Linked DNA regions of Homo sapiens: region 2 is linked to region 1. A link is a loop called in an ENCODE intact Hi-C map of the cell type or tissue named here. Cell type or tissue: CD4-positive, alpha-beta T cell. All regions are shown on one strand. Each heading gives the region's core, and the rest is flanking DNA. Links, peaks and the distances in the headings are about the cores only.

Evidence for each region. Peaks named below come from ENCODE experiments on the same cell type or tissue, not always from the same donor. Only the 100,000 strongest peaks of a DNase experiment are listed, where the experiment ranks them.
Region 2: a loop joins it to region 1, with 4 times the contacts of the local background. A loop is called at or near these places in 4 of 110 quality-filtered maps.

The regions. Positions count from the first base shown.
Region 1 is chr3:45,660,654-45,671,617 of GRCh38, reverse strand. LIMD1 (LIM domain containing 1) reads right to left here. Exons shown (of 8, transcript NM_014240.3): 3 at 5,901-5,968; 4 at 3,262-3,324. Among named protein-coding and RNA genes, the nearest start is that of LIMD1-AS1, 23 kb to the left of the region's middle. In CD4-positive, alpha-beta T cell, for the core only: CTCF peaks have their summits at 6,094 and 6,300 (motif pointing right); DNase peaks (open chromatin) are centred at 6,267 and 6,867; H3K4me3 peaks cover 1,408 bases; H3K27ac peaks cover 1,863 bases.
Region 2 is chr3:45,926,334-45,931,333 of GRCh38, reverse strand. FYCO1 (FYVE and coiled-coil domain autophagy adaptor 1) reads left to right here. Exons shown (of 18, transcript NM_024513.4): 16 at 53-263. Among named protein-coding and RNA genes, the nearest start is that of CXCR6, 15 kb to the left of the region's middle. In CD4-positive, alpha-beta T cell, for the core only: CTCF peaks have their summits at 1,868 and 2,081 (motif pointing right); a DNase peak (open chromatin) is centred at 2,103.

The DNA.
Region 1 (10,964 bases), core at 3,507-8,506:
CTGGGTTTTTTCTATAATTTGCAGTTGAAAGCATCTTCACTGACTTAATAGGAGATTCATTTCTGCAATTACCTGCATCATGAAACTTAGCAAAAACAACTGAACTACAGAATCAACATGAGCAAGGTCACACCAAAACATGCATCTGCAAAGAATGTACAGAACGGTCATCAGCATCCAGCAGTGGGAGCCCACACAGAAAGCCTTCAAACAGGCTGAAGAAAGGGGATTTTGGATTTGGGGAAGCCTTGTCAGTACACTGTGAGACCCAGGGGTAAAGATATGCTGTGTTACAGCTCCTTCCCCTGGAAGCCTCAGGCGGATAACTCCACACTGCACAAGCTCCAGCCAAGAAGGCAAGAGGAGGGCGTTGTGCTATTCCAGCTTTCCTCTGAATGCTCAGCTTTCAAGCTTCCTCATTCCCTCTTGGGTTTCCCTAACCTTTGAGGGCCCTCTCAATCTGCAGTAAGGCAAAACAGGAAGAACAACTGGCTGGGCTTCCAAAACCCATTTGGCAATTTGGACCTTGGAATGCATTTTCCCCAAGATGAATGCTGTCTTGGCAGAAAGAGATCCTTAAATTAATTTAATCCACATTGTGCCTAAAGTAAGATTAGAAAAAGATGCCATTTTGCTGCATTGTGACTAGCTGTAATACTTTTTTTATGTGAGACTATGCCTGGTTCTAACCTGCAAGCCCAGAATGTACCCCTCTATTAACAAAAGGGTATATAGAGAGACAATTTACACAAAGAGTTAGACAGCTGGGGTTCTGTCTAGACATTCACTAAAAGTTTTCAAGTCCTAGGGAAGACCTGAAAGACTGAAGCTTCAACTTCATACTATCCCATATGGTAGAGATCTCACATCAAGAGATGGGGACTATTTCCCCCTCCCCTTGAATCAGAACTGGCTTTGTGACTTTCTTTAATTAACAGAAAGCAGAAGAAACAATGTTCTGAGATTTCTGAGTCAAAGGCTTAAGAAGACTGGTAGCTTCCACTTCCTATCTCTTGCTGTAAGGAAGTCTGAACTAGACTACTGAATGATTAGAGGCTACAGGGAGAGGGGCCTGGAGGGTGAGAGGTCATCTTGGATGTTCCAGTTCAACTGTGCTACCAGCTGAACAAAGTTAAGTAGGAGACCCCAGCCAATGCCACACAGAGCAGAAGAATTGGCCTGCTAAACCCTGACCTAAATCCTGACCCACAGCATGAAGCATGATGATAAATAAGAAATCACTATTGTTTTAAACTACAAAGTTTTAGGGTGGTTTGTCATGCAGCAATAGATAAATGACATACCCTGAGGTTATCCAAAGAAGTCTTAGGATTACTAGAACTAAGAATAGGGTATAATCATACTCATAAATTCAGAGCATGTTGACTTCATATGAAGTAGGTTTGTCAGAAGGACACTAAAAACAAAGGCAAATTCTGCTAAAGAAATAGAGCCCTACAGAGTCTAGAAGATACCTGGGAAGGAGAGGTAAGCATATGTAGCTTCTGCCTACCTCCCACTGCGAGCATGGGGGAAGGGCCACGTTTCCCAGGGAGGTCTTGGCTACTAATGAGGACATGGCTCTAATAGGGCTAAGACCTCTGCTGAGGTCTGTCAAAGCCTGGGAGATAGCAGATATTCATCACGAATGGGGAGGGCTGTGGGTCACTGATGTTTTATAAATATTAGCATATAACCAGCAGAAATGAGTGTTTATGTCCATCAAAGACATGTTCAAGAGTATTCACAGCAGCTTCATGCATAAATAGCAAAAAACTAGAAACCACCAAATCCCCATCAACATGAGATGGAGAAATAAATTGTGCTATATCCATACAATGGAATTCCACTTAGCAATACAAATCAATAAACTACCAATACAGGTAACAGCATGGATGAAGCTCAAAAACATATGTAATAAGACCTGAAAGAGTCTATACTATATGTTTCTATTTATATGAAGTTCCAAAACCAGCAAAATGAATTTCTGGCAATAGAAGTTGGAATAATGGTTGCCTTTGTGGGAGTGGGGTCTTGAGTGGGAATAGACAAGAAGGAACTTTCTGGAGTTTGGGAAGTGTTCTATATCTTGATCTGGGTGGTGGTTACAGGGGTATATGCACATGTGAAAACTCGTTCAGATGTACACTTAAGATTAGTATCTTTTACTCTATGAGTTATTTCTCAATAAAAAGGTAAAATTAAAAATACTAATAATTAGAAATTATCTTCTCTAGAATGAAATTAATGAGTCAGCTTAGAGAGGGACTTAACTGTTTCCAACTTAAAGTATGTTATATAATCATTTCCTCTGATCAGTATATTAAAGAACTTCTTAAAGGCTGGTTTCCAATGGTGAACAATTTGATGTTGTATTCATTAACCTCATAACCTAACCCTCTAGGGAAAAATTGTCCCCACTGAAGACCTGAAGCCCAAAATAACCTCAGAGAGCCAGTGACTGAGCAAAGAATGGAATGTATAAAACCTGGTCCTTGCTCTGCTGTCTCAGAACTAAATGACAGGCCCTAAAAACTCATCTTCGTAATGGTGTGAGCTGGGCATAACACAGGGAGAAAAACAACTTTGCTCCTCTGGCTTTCTGCATTTGACTCCAAGGTAGCTGAGATTTCTGCAGTAAAAACAGACTGTATTTAGCATCTCACCTGGGATGCCACAAGGATCACAGAGAAGCCAGAGGGAGGCCAGTGCGATTCAAACAGCCCAGAGGAGGAGAAAGCATTATCGGAAACATGATAGCGTGTGCTCTAGATGGTTAAAGATGTTAATTCCAATAAAAGCCAACAATGTGGGTTCTATTAGAACAAGCAAGCTGTACTTTACAGGGACTTTTTTTTTTTTTTTGAGGTGGAGTCTCACTCTGTTGCCCAGGCTGGAGTGCAGTGGCGTGATCTTGGCTCACTGCAAACTCCGCCTCCAGGGTTCAAACAATTCTCCTGCCTTGGCCTCTCAAGTAGCTGGGACTACAGGCATGCACCACCACGCCCGGAAAATTTTTGTATTTTTAGTAGAGACAAGGTTTCACCATATTGGCCAGGCTGGTTGGTCTCAAACTCCTGACCTCGTGATCCGCCCGCCTCGGCCTCCCAAAGTGCTGGGATTACAGGCATGAGCCACTGCGCCCAGCTGTAACCACAAATCAAGATAAGAAACACTGTCCTCAATTATTAATTTCTTTTTTCTCTGAACACCTCCTCCTCCACCTGAGATGCTGTTCTCTTCTTTGGCTGACCTACTCACCATGTCCATGATCAGATGTCCACAAAGAAAACACCTGTCAGCCGACTGCTGGAAACCAGAGTACTGCAGAAGAAAAAGAAAAGAAAGTTAAACCCAGACTGGTAAGATGAATCAGCCACTTCCCCAACAGCCAAGAGGATTATAAGGAATTTCTCAGAAAGATGTGTCACTCTGTGCAGAATTCTGTCATCCCCAAGTACAACACAGCTGTGGGCTGAGTCATAGAATATTCTCTGCCACGAAAGCCATCACAAATACTAGTACCACTCACTCTAACAATGACTGTGTCTGGGCACCCACAGCATGCCAGGCTCTATGTAAGGGACTGTATATAGAGATGCTTTAATCCCATCTCAGTGGTTCTCAAAGAGCAGTTCCCTGGCATCACTTGAAAGCTTGTAAAAAATGCAAATCCTTGGGCTCCACTCCAGACCTACTGATTTGGAAACTCAGGGGGTGGGTTCTGGCAATCTGTGTTTTCACAAGCCTTTCAGGGGATTCTGAAACCATCACTCTAATGCTTACAACAATTCTGCAAGGTCTACATTATTACCCAGAATCCTCAAATAGAAGCAGAGGGCAGCTCAGAGAGGTTAAGTGAACTTTTCAAGGTCACACAGCCAACAAAGGGTAAGGACAGAAATCAAATTCAACTCCGGTTCTGGTTAAAAAGCTAATGCCTTTTATAGTTAGCTTCAAAGAAACTTAATAAATATCTACTTTACCTTACCTTATCTTACCTAAACACATACACACACACAGTCTTGAAAGACATGAGGTGCTCTCTTCAAAAAACATACTAGATGCTACACGCTAGACTAGAAGTTTGGGTATTACAAACACAACTTAACTGGGGGAAACCTTATGAAAGGAAGCTGGGAAAAACAAAAAAGGGAAACTTTCTGCAACTCTACACCATGTGGTGGAGGTTTCTGTTGTCTGGCACCTACGCCCCATTCTGGGGGTAATAGCTCTCTATTTTCATTTGAGATCCAGCCCCCAGCTCCACACCACGTGGCTCCCATCACCATGTGGGCTGGCTCCATGCCAGGGCCCAGGCAGGGCATTGACAGATCTGGCCCATCAGAGCCTTGCATTCCTCCAGCACTGTTACTTTTTCCAGGCGTGGGCATGTGGCCCAGTAAGAGCCAATGAGACTCCATCAGACGTCTGTGGAGGATTCCGAAGGAGGGACTGGCACTCTTGCCCATCGGATGTGAAACTGAGAGAATGTAAACTCTGGGGTCCTCCCAACATCTGGCCATCACATAGGACCTGAGACTGAAGCTAACACTGAGATACACGGCCAAAAACTGTGGAGAAAATGACTCCTGAGGCACTGCTGGAATAATTTCCTTTTTACTTAAGCCCGTTTGGGTTTGCTAGTCTGTTTCTGGCCAACAGGAATCATAATGAATCAACTTTTCAGTGAAAACCAAATAGAGCTTTTCTCAAGGGAAGGCAGGGAGAAGCTGGCCCTGAGCCCATCTCTGCATCTCACATTCCTCATCCCTGAGATGACAGAGTCATTTCAACCACCAACTACCAAGCACCCAGTCTGCATGGCATCTTGTTAGAATCTGCAGGTGTGAAGGTGAAGACGCATGTTCTTTCTATCCTGGAAGCTTTCAGTCAATGGAGGAGAGACTTGTAAGCAGACATACTGCTCAGGGCTAACAGCCCACAGCCCTGCCAGGGCAGGCCCTGGGCATGGTGGCAGCACAGAAGAGCTCCTCCATTGTGGGTGCAGGAGGGACAGGAAGGCTGTTGGGGGGATCTGGGAAAATAAAGGGGCAAGACATTGCAAGCAGGGGAAATGGCCCAAGCAAAGGCACGAAGGCATGAGGTTGCATAGGTGTGGGCAGCTGGGGATTCCAGACCTCGGAGAGCTTCTGAGTGTGCTTTGTACCCTGCACATGCTGGGACCAAGCAGGCCAGGTTTATGCCCTATAAGGCCTCTTGATGCGGGTGTGCGGAGGCCGTTAAGCTAGCCTGGCTGAGCCATGCCGGAGGTATGAACGGAGGCAGAATTGTGGAAGACATGGCAGCACAGAGTTCAACGCCTGGCTGCGTTCAAGGAGGTGGGGTTGAGGACAAACCTAGGAGGCAATTCTCACAGATCAGGACCCAAGGCAAGGTAAGATTTTTCTGCTTCACAGAAATATGGTGAGGGGCTGGTACGTGAGGGGTTGGGACACAGCCCAGGGGCCAGTGGGATGCCAGCAGCTGGCCTCAGAGGTGCGGCAGGGCTAGAGCTCAGGTCTGGGAGCCACTGGCACATGGATGGACTTCCAGTCCATGGGAGAAGCTAGATCCCCAGAGAGAGTGGGATGAGAAGAAGAGAGCCCAGGTCCCAGTCCAGTGGTCTAAGAGGAGGAGTCCAGGGTGGTGGAAGAGGCAGAACTGCAGAAAGCAGCAAGAGGATAGCCAAGTGACCCCACAGTTCCTTCAAAGTACAAAGCTGTGTGGTTTGCCATTGGCCTCAGGAACATGGCCACCCCCAAGTATCTACAGAAGGAAAGGCAGGGCCCCTCTCTCCAGCAGTGCAGCTTCCCTACACGCTGGCCCAGGTCCCCCCAGGCCCCTGCCCTCTGACTCTGGCCAGGACATGCAAGGGGAGGCTTCGGTGACACACTCACCAGGAAGTCTTCTTCACAAAACACTTTGCCGTTGACAAAATAAAAGGCTTTTCCTCTCAGCTTCCGGCCTAAGGAAAAAATCACAAACACAGGGTAAAAAAAGAAAAATTTTAATATGCAGTGGAAAAAGTGAAAAGTGAAAAGCAAAATCTTTAGGCAGAAATAAACACGTAAAAACCGCCAACTGTCAATGACACTTTCCAGTTCCTAAAAGATGCCGTGGCCCTCGGCGAGAGGCAGGCAGGCTGAGGCCGGGAGGAAGGGTGCCCTGGCAGGTGCTATTTGGCAAAAAGACTCAAGGGCTGACTTGGAAGTCATCCTACGCTCACCTTCCAGCACCTCCTATCTGCTTGGAAAGATGCCAGCAAAGCATTTGGTGGCAGGACAGCAGAGGCAACACAAGGGGGCATCCAAGCAACAGTCTCTTGTGAAGATGCAGTTTCCCACAGGCATTTATGACAGTCACCTTGGACATATGCTCCAGGACCATTGTGACCGCCTATCAGGAGAGTCCTATACATTGGTTAACTATTATTTTCCTATCTTTTTCTCACCTAAACTGTAGAAAACACACATTGTTGGAAGGATATTTTTGTTTCTCTTGACCTAAAACGAGTAGGCGGGAGTGGGAAAAGTTCAAAGCACCCTGATTCCTTGGATGGAACTCTTGCTTCCATAAGGCTAACACAGGTAAACATCCTTTATCAGTCCCTCTCATCTCTTATGGAAAACACAATGGGGCTGTGAGCTCAAGGTCAGCAGAGGGTGTCCCGGGATCCCCTACTTGGCAGTATTCACAGATCTGAGGGCATTTCCAGTGCTAGGCTCAACACATACTCAACAGGCAATGTGGGGGTTTCAGAAACTGAATGAACTCTCTGCAAAAAGTTAAACCAAGCCCTTTGGGGCCAGCCCACAAAATGAAAGTAAAATCATCATTGTCACAAACAGTGCCCGAGATACAGAGAAACCCGCCAGACGAACACTGGCTGCCCTCGCCTGGTGACGCCCACAGGAGGCAAAGCAGCGCAAGGCAGATAGCGACAAGACTGTCAAAGAACATTCCTCAGACCTCAGAGAGGACCCTGAAAGCATCAACGCAGCGGAAAAGGCATAAAAAAGGAAGTAACTTTAACTACAAATCCATCTTCTTTGCTGTGGTGGTCGTTGCTACCAGATCTAGTGTTGTCTGAATGTTTCCCCCAGCCCTCCTGTAGGTTCCTGTAGGACTTTTTAATACTCTGAGTATATGCTACATTCCTTGAAGATATAGCTAAGTCAGCTTCATACTTGGAGGGGAAGCTTTGGCAATACTCTAACAGAGTGCAGTACATGTTGAGTTAAAGAAAAAAGGAAGAGTAAGCCATGGATCAGAAGATGGCCAAAGCACATATAAAATGCTATTAGTATCTGGCCGGGCACAGTTGTTCACGTCTGTAGTCCCAGCATTTTGGGAGGCTGACACGGGAGGATCACTTGAGGTCAGGAGTTTGGGACCAGCCTGGCCAACATGGTGAAACTTTGTCTCTACAAAAGGTACAAAAATTGGCCGGGCACAGTGGCTCAAGCCTGTAGTGCCAGCACTTTGGGAGGCTGAGGCAGGTGGATCACCTGAGGTCAGGAGTTCGAGATCAGCCTGGCCAATATGGTGAAACCCCATCTCTACTAAAAATACAAAAAAGAGCTGGGCATGGTGGCATGCACCTGTAACCCCAGCTACTTGGGAGACTGAGGCAGGAGAATCGCCTGCACCTAGGAGGCGGAGGTTGCAGTGAGCCGAGATCATGCCACTGCACTCCAGCCTGGGTGACAGAGGGAGACTCTGTCTCAAAAAAAAAAAAAAAAAAAATTAGCCAGGCATGGTGCCACGCACTACTTGGGAGTCTGAGGCAGAAGAATCACTTGAACCCAGGAGGTGGAGATTGCAGTGAGTCAAGACTGGGCAACAGAGCAAGACTCTGTCTCAAAAATAAATAAATAAAATAAATTAAAATAGTATTAGTACCTAAGACACAAAGAACACCAATTAATAAGAAAAAGATAAATAATCCAATGGGGAAATGAGCAAAGGGCAGGAAGAGAAAGTGCATAGAATAGAAAACCTGTTATACCTTAGGAATAACCAGGATTATTAATCATAACCCCAATATCTATAATAAAAAGATGTTCTATCCTATCAACAATCAGGATAATGCAAACTAAAACCACAATGAGATTCTATCTCACTTTCATAGATTGGCAAAAATTACTAAATCTAATAGCATGTCTTGGAAGGTGTGGGACAAGAGGAGCCCTTTCACACTGGTGGGAGTATCATCAACTGGGATGACTACTTGGGAACAATTTGTCAAGGGCCAATAGATCTGAAAATACACATAATCCACAACACACTTCTAAGGTTGCCCCTTGAGAAGATTACCCAAACATGCATGAGGACAGACATGTATGGATGTTCACGGCAACGTTGTTATGGAAAAACTAGAAGCGTCTTCAGTGTTCACTAGATATGAGAATTGATAAATAGACGAAGAAACTGGAGCTGTATTTACTGGATGTAATACCAGACAGCAGTCAAAATGAAAGGGCTAGATCTATGCATATCATTATTAATTGAACTGAACACCAGTGCAAATAAGGCAAAATGCCTGAAGATATACCAATGATCGTATATGTGTAAGTTTGAGAGTGCGCACACACACATACACAAACTAGTACTGTTTTGTTTTTTTTTTTTGAGACGGAGTCTCGCTGTGTCGCCCAGGCTGGAGTGCAGTGGCACGATCTTGGTTCACTGCAGCCTCTGCCTCCCAGGTTCAAGTGATTCTCCTGCCTCAGCCTCCCAAGCAACTGGGATTACAGGCACTCACCACCATACCCGGCTAATTTTTGTATTTTTAGTAGAGATGGTGGCCAGGCTGGTCTCGAACTCCTGACCTCAGGTGATCCACCCACCTCGGCCTCCCAAAGTGCTGGGATTACAGGTGTGAGCCACCATGCCCGGCCACAAACTAGTACTGTAAACTAGTACTGTATGTTTTTTATTGACAATAGTATATATGGTAACAGTAGGAAAATTTCAATTCATAATGGCAGCTGCCCTAGGGAAGGAAGGGAGAGGATGGGAAAAGGAATCAAGATGATTCCAATTTTTATATAATATTTTATTTCCTTTATAAAAATACAGAATCAAAGCTACAATGTAAAAATGTCTGTGCATTCTGGGTGATAGGTAAATAAGGATTATTTCCTATAGTACTTTCCAGTAGGTTTTAAAATACACACACAATTTTTATATATTTAATTTCCTTTATAAAAAATATCAAACCAAAACTATAATGTAAAAATGTCTGTGCATTCTGGGTGACAGGTAAATAAGGATTATTTCCCATAGTACCTTCCAGTAGGTTTTACACGCGCACACACACACACACACACACACACTTAGGTGAAACACCGTAAACGAAAAGGCAATAACAAACTAGAGCAAACATCTATACTGTATGACAGAAAAGGATGTAACTCTAATATGAAAATAACTCAAGTAACAGTCCTATATAAAAAATGGGTAAAGAATAGGCAGACAAACCACAAAATAAGTATGAATGATCAATAACTATAAAATAAAATCTTTAGCTTTCCTCATGATTTAAAAAATATTGCTGCCAGGCACAGTGGCTCACACCTGTAATTCCAACACTTTGGGAGGCCAAGGTGGGAGGATCACTTGAACCCAGGAGCTCAAGACCAGCCTAGGCAACACAGCAAGATCCCATCTCTACAAATAATAAAAAAGTTAGCTAGGTGTAGTGGGGCACGCCTGTAGTCCCAGCTACTTAGGAGGCTGAGCTAGGAGGATCACTTGTGCCTAGAGGTTGAGACTGCAGTGAGCTGAGATCACGTCTGTGCACGCCAGCCTGGGCAATAGAGTGAGACTCTGTCTCTCCAAAAACAAACAACAACAAAAAACCCTATGCTTTACCTATCAGACTAGCAAAGCTTAAAAAGAATGATAACCCCAGTGTTAGTAATGACACAGACAAACAGATACTTGTTCACACTCTGCAAGGGATAGCAGAAGCTAAAACAAGCTCTTAGGAGAGAAATTTGTATTAAATGTCAGTAGAATTTACAAAGTTCAGATATTTTCTCCCCAAAAATTCTATTTCAGGAATTTATCCTAGTTCCAGAAATCGTCATCTCAGATTTATAATAGCTTGCTAAAAATGAGCATCAAATGTCCAATTCCTATTAAATGATAACCCATATACATGTTGGAATATTATGCAGCCATAAAAAGATTGTGTTTTCAAAAAAATATTTATTGACAGGGAAAAATACTTAAAATATTTTAAAGGAAGTATATAAGTATGTGGGTTACAGTTATGAACACACTCACATATATGATGACAAAATTATGTGTACACTCATACACATAAGATGTACACCAAATTTTAAGTCATTATCTTTGAGTGTAAGAAATAGGTGATTTTCAATTACCATTTTTTCCTGCAATAATTATGCATTATTTTTATAACCTGAAACAAAGTTTAATGGAGTAGGGGAATGTGGGTGGGGGTGCATGGAAGGGATAATAGGACTTACATAGAAGGCCACAACTCTTTAGGTCTCCAAAGCTGCTCTCTTGTCCTCCCCTCAAAGTTACTGTTGCCCTCTCTTCTAGAAGGTCCCCATCCTTGAACGTTCGCAGTATTTTCTGACTCTGCTAAACTAAGGTACCAAGAATGTCTACCTACAGCTGGGTGATCTCAGGGATCATCATCAGAACCCCCTTGACAGCCATGGAAATTAATTTCAGTTACTTAAACTTTCTCTCTATAAAGGGACTCCAGAGAACTCGAAGTTTTAGAAAAGAAAATGAGAACTAACTAGAGTATCTTTCCCATACTTTTCCCACGTCGGACACCTACCTGGGTGACAGCTGATCTGCTGCCCTCTGTCCCTCCCCAGGAACAAGGTGACGAGGAACACAAACAGCCCACCTGGCCGGGCGCGGTGGCTCACGCCTGTGATCCCAGCACTCTGGGAGGCTGAGGCTGTTGGACC
Region 2 (5,000 bases), core at 1-5,000, 260 kb before region 1:
ACACAAACACTTTGCCCAGTCAATCAGGTCCCTCTCTGTATTTTTATTTTAGGATCAAAGTACCCCTCACAGTGGATGAGATCGCCAGCTTCGGGGAGGGTAGCAGGGAGCTGTTTGTGAGGTCCAGCACCTACAGCCTGATCCCCATCACTGTGGCCGAGGCAGGCCTCACCATCAGCTGGGTCTTCTCCTCTGACCCCAAGAGCATCTCCTTCAGTGTGGTCTTCCAGGAGGCCGAGGACACACCGCTGGATCAGTGTAAGGTAAGGCTGGGCTCCCTGCCTGTGGGCTCCTTACACACACATCTGGGTACTTGGGCAGGCCTTTCTCAAAGCAGGGCAGTGGCCATCCTATCCTCTGCTGGGCAGGCCTCACTTGGAATGTTCTGGGCAGTATCATGCAGAGAAGGCAGAGCACCTGGGCCTTGTCCAGTTTGGGGAGAGAAAGACCCAGAAGTTCTGGAAAGCTGTTCTCAAATGTCTGAAGGTCACACCTGTGTGAAACAGGTACAGTCTGCCCTTGGGATAGATGGGTAGGTGAAAGAGGAATACAGACGTATGACTCAATTTAAGGATCATTTTCTAATAGAGCTGTGCAAAGCAGGAATGGATCACCTTGGGAGGTGGTGACCTCTCTTCCTCTAGTTTTTAGCTTAGGGTGCATCTCAACCCGGAAAGGTGTCAGTAGAGACAACCCCAATGTCACTTGGGTGGTCGAGCTTGAAATCTTGGTGGCAGGTACCAGTTTATAAATTCCTAAGACATTCTAGGCATGGAATGTTGACAGTGCCCGGACTGTTGTTCTCAACCTTGGCTGCAAATTAGAGTCTCTAGGGGTGGGATCCAGACATCTCCAAGTGATTCCAATGAGCAGCCAAGGTTGAGAACCACTGGTGTAGATCAGGGGGTTGAAGCCAAAGTGGAAAGGATGAGGTGGAATCCAGACCACAGGGACAGAGGTTGGGCAGGGCTCCATGGGTGGCTGATTCAGTATGGGGCAAGGAGAAGGGAGACCCATGCCTGAGGTCTGAATTTGATGCCTGCATCTCTGCAGAGAAAGGGTGTAGAGGGATATGGGAGGGAGAGATGGTTTGCATGGAAACACAAGTTCCATTTGAATCATTCTGAGTGAAAGAAATGGTAAAAGCCGTTGGGCCTGCTGGACTGGAGCTGAAAATGGATCCTAGTCTGGGAATATGACTGCAGAAATCTCCATTTTGCAAGAATTGCAAGGATCAAGATAGGGAAAAGCTAGCTGAAGTCATGTGAAACAAGAGTTCTGTGAAGTCTTTGCAGAAACATCTAATAGTCCCTTGTGTGTTTGGTCCACTGGGTGCCCTCGAGGGGCTTGAGGCTGAGGGATGAGGAGGGCCCAGAGCAGGAGAGCCCAGCTAGGAGACACATTGGGCCACACAGCAGTTCCTGCTGTGGCGCTGGCATCCCATAGAGGAACACGTACCCGTTTGGGTTTGCTCTCCTGCCATCCTGCCCTGTTGGAATCTGCTCAATGCAGGGATCGCTTTTGTCATTTCTCTGCTTTTCAAACTCACTCTCAAAATGTAACTCTACTCCCTTGGGTTGGCCTTGTTTATTGGAATCTCATATTCTGTCTTATTTAAAACCGCTCTGCCCATCTTATTCTTTTGGGGCTTGTAGCCAGCTCCTCCTACCTACCTCTGGAGCCCTTCCTTCTTGAGCAGTTCTGAGCCCCCACCCAGGAGGTCCTGGTGCGGCCAACATGCCTGTCAGCTCCACACTAACAAACGGCAGCACTGCCAAGAGCTGCCCTTGCCACTCACCATCACGTTCCCCAGACCCACCAGGCCCCCAGCCCTGAATCCACCCAGATCAGACACCGTGAGTGTTTGTGGCAGGGAGGGAAGGGACGAAATCAGGGATCCAGGCCTTTGCTGTTTTGCCTGCCCATATGTGGCTGGGCTGTGGGCCTCTCCCCTTGCTCAGTCCCTACCCACCGAGTCCTCAGCAGCCTGGGGTTCCTGTGTGGCTCTACCAGGAATCAGGAACTTGGGGACCTACTGAGCCTTCCTCCTCTAGCTTCCAGGGGGCCCCACTGCCTTTCCCCACAGTGACACCAGGGGGCAGAAGGGGCCCGTGTACAGGATGCTTAGGTGCTCCTCTGCCTTCACAGGCCACTGTCACCAACCACAGATGGGGGTGGCTGTTATCTCTGCCTGAGGTCCCCCAAAGAGACCATGGCCAGGGTAGCCTGTTTCCAGACATGTGCCCTCAATATCTATCCCGGGGACTCCCCGAGTGCACTCCTGACCAGCCTGGGCCTTAGAGGAAATGACAGATGCAGTGCAAATTGCAGCACTCAGACTTCATGATTACGGAGGTATAGACACAAGGAATTATGCTGTGTATTTGCAACCATTTATTGAGTGTGTCCTGTATACTGGACTCTGTAGGGCCCACGGGGGATAGAAAGATGAAGGGATAACATGGGATCTCCCGTTGAGGAGCTCACTGTGTAATCAGAGAGAGACTCTAATAAATAGACATTTGTGATTCCAGGTGGTTTCATGACAGGGGTGGGTGGGCACTGTGGGTACCCCTGGGAAGGATGCCTAGCCCAGCCTGGGGAACAGAGATGAGGAAAGGAGACCCCTGGGCGATGATGAAGACCACAGTGGAGGAAACCAGAAGCAGCATTGTGAGGTGAGGCGAGGGACCTGTGGGCTTGAGGAGAAGCATCCAGGTGGATGGAATAGCACAGCAGAAGGCCAGCCCCGTTTCTAGGGGCACCTGTCAGACACTCTCCACCCTGTGCCACCCTCTCTCCAGACCCACTTCCTCCATTATAGTCATAGACTCGACACTGAGATTGGAGAGTGTGAATCTAGGGGAGGCACTTGATGAAAGAAATTATGAACCAGGTTACCAGTGTACACACCGCTGGCCTGAGGCCCAGGGACAAAGTGGAGAATTGGATCCAGACTCTGTCCTCTCTCTGGGCAGAGGATCCGTCTTTGGCCAGAGGTCGATGGCCTGTTGGGGTGGGCTTCAGAGGGAGTCAGAGGAGGAATCAGCTGACAGCAAGGACCCTTGACTTTGTTTTTTAAAACAGCTTTATTGAGATATAACTCACGCACTTGGAATGTACAGTTTAATGGTTTTTAGTATATTCACAGAGTTGTACCACCATTACCACTGTCTAATTTTAGATTCTTTCCATCACTCCAAAAAAGAAATTCTGTGCCCATTAGCAGTCACTCCCCAACCTCTGCCCCCAGTGACCACTAATCTATTTTGTGGATATGCTGATTCTAGATGTTTCATGTGAATGGAATGAATGAAAAACAGCTGGAATGAATGAAAAGGCTACAGAGTAAGATGTTTTAAAGAAATGAAGAGTATCATTTTCAAGAACGCACATTAATCTATGTTAAACATGCCCTCTTCAGGGGACCTGCCTTAAGGAGCTCTTGATGTTGCTTGTAATCAAGGTAGTGAGTGCGAGGGTGTGCAGGGTGGGCACACCAAGGTCCCCATGCAAACAGCAAGCCTTCCCCTCCAGCAGCTCCTTCCCATACACCCCTGCTGCAGTGTCTGAGACCAGGCCAGAGTTGTTAGGTTGTGGATCACAGAAACAGAACCAACCCCTCACTCTCCCGGGATCCTTAGTCCCTGGTGGAACTAGAATGTGATAGAATATTAATGGAAGTAAATGAGACGCCGTGTGCAGAAGAGGCAGCACAGAGCCTACGTGTAGCAGGCCCTCAGTGTACACTCTTTGTACACCTTTGTCCCCTCCAGCCTTGTCAGGGGCCCGTCCTACTCCCTCACCACTACCAGCTGCCAGCCTGAGCAAGCACACTGTTGTGTTAGGAACACAATGCTCGCTCTCCCTCCCATGCCTTTTTGATTCCCCTTTTGATTTCCCTTCGATCCACACGTTTGAATTTGTTATTTAGTTTTCAAATATTTTGAGATTTTCCAGAGATCTGCTCTTGATTTCTAATTTAATTCCATTGTAGACCTAGAACATACTTTGTATAACTTGAATCCTTTGAAGTTTGAGAGGTGTTTTCTTAATGGCCTAGAACAAGGGTGTCCAATCGTTTGGCTTCCCTGGGCCTCGTTGGAAGAATTGTCTTGGGCCACACATAAGATACACTAACACTAACGATAGCTGATGAGCTAAAAACAAAGACAAAAACAAATAAAAAAACTCATAATGTTTTAAGAAAGTTTACGAATTTGTGTTGGGCTGCATTCAAAGCCTTCCTGGGCCGCGGGTTGGACAAGCTTGGCCTAGAATGTGACCTACCTGGGTGAATGTGCCGAGTGCACTTGAAAAGGATGTACCTTCTGCTGTTGTTGGGTGGAGCGTTCTTTTTTTTTTTTTTTTGAGACAGTTTCACTCTTGTTGCCCAGGCTGGAGTGCAATGGCGCGATCTCAGCTCACTGCAACTTCTGCCTCCCAGGTTCAAGCGATTCTCCTGCCTCAGCCTCCCAAGTAGCTGGGATTACAGGCATGCGCCACCATGCCCAGATAATTTTGTATTTTTATTAGAGATGGGGTTTTGCTATGTTGGCCAGGTTGGTTTTGAACTCCTGACCTCAGGTGATCCACCCACCTCGGCCTCCCGAAGTGTTGAGATTACGGGCGTGAGCCACCGTGCCTGGCCGGAATATTCTATTATAGATGCCAATTAGGTCAAGTTAGTTGATGGTGGTGTTCGTCTTCTGTTTCTTCATTGAGTTCCTGTCTACTTATTCTATCAATTATTAAGAAAGAGGTATTGAAATCTCCAACTATAATTGTGAATTTGTCCATCTCTCCTTGCAATTCTACCACTTTTTGTATCATGTATTTTGAAGCTCTGTCATTAGGGGCATAAACGTTTAGGATTATTGTCCTTTTAATGAACTGACATATTTATCATTATGAAATTATCCCTGGTAATATTCTTTGATATAAAAGCTGTGTTATGTAATATTAATACAGTCAAACCAGCATTCTTTTGGTTAGCATGC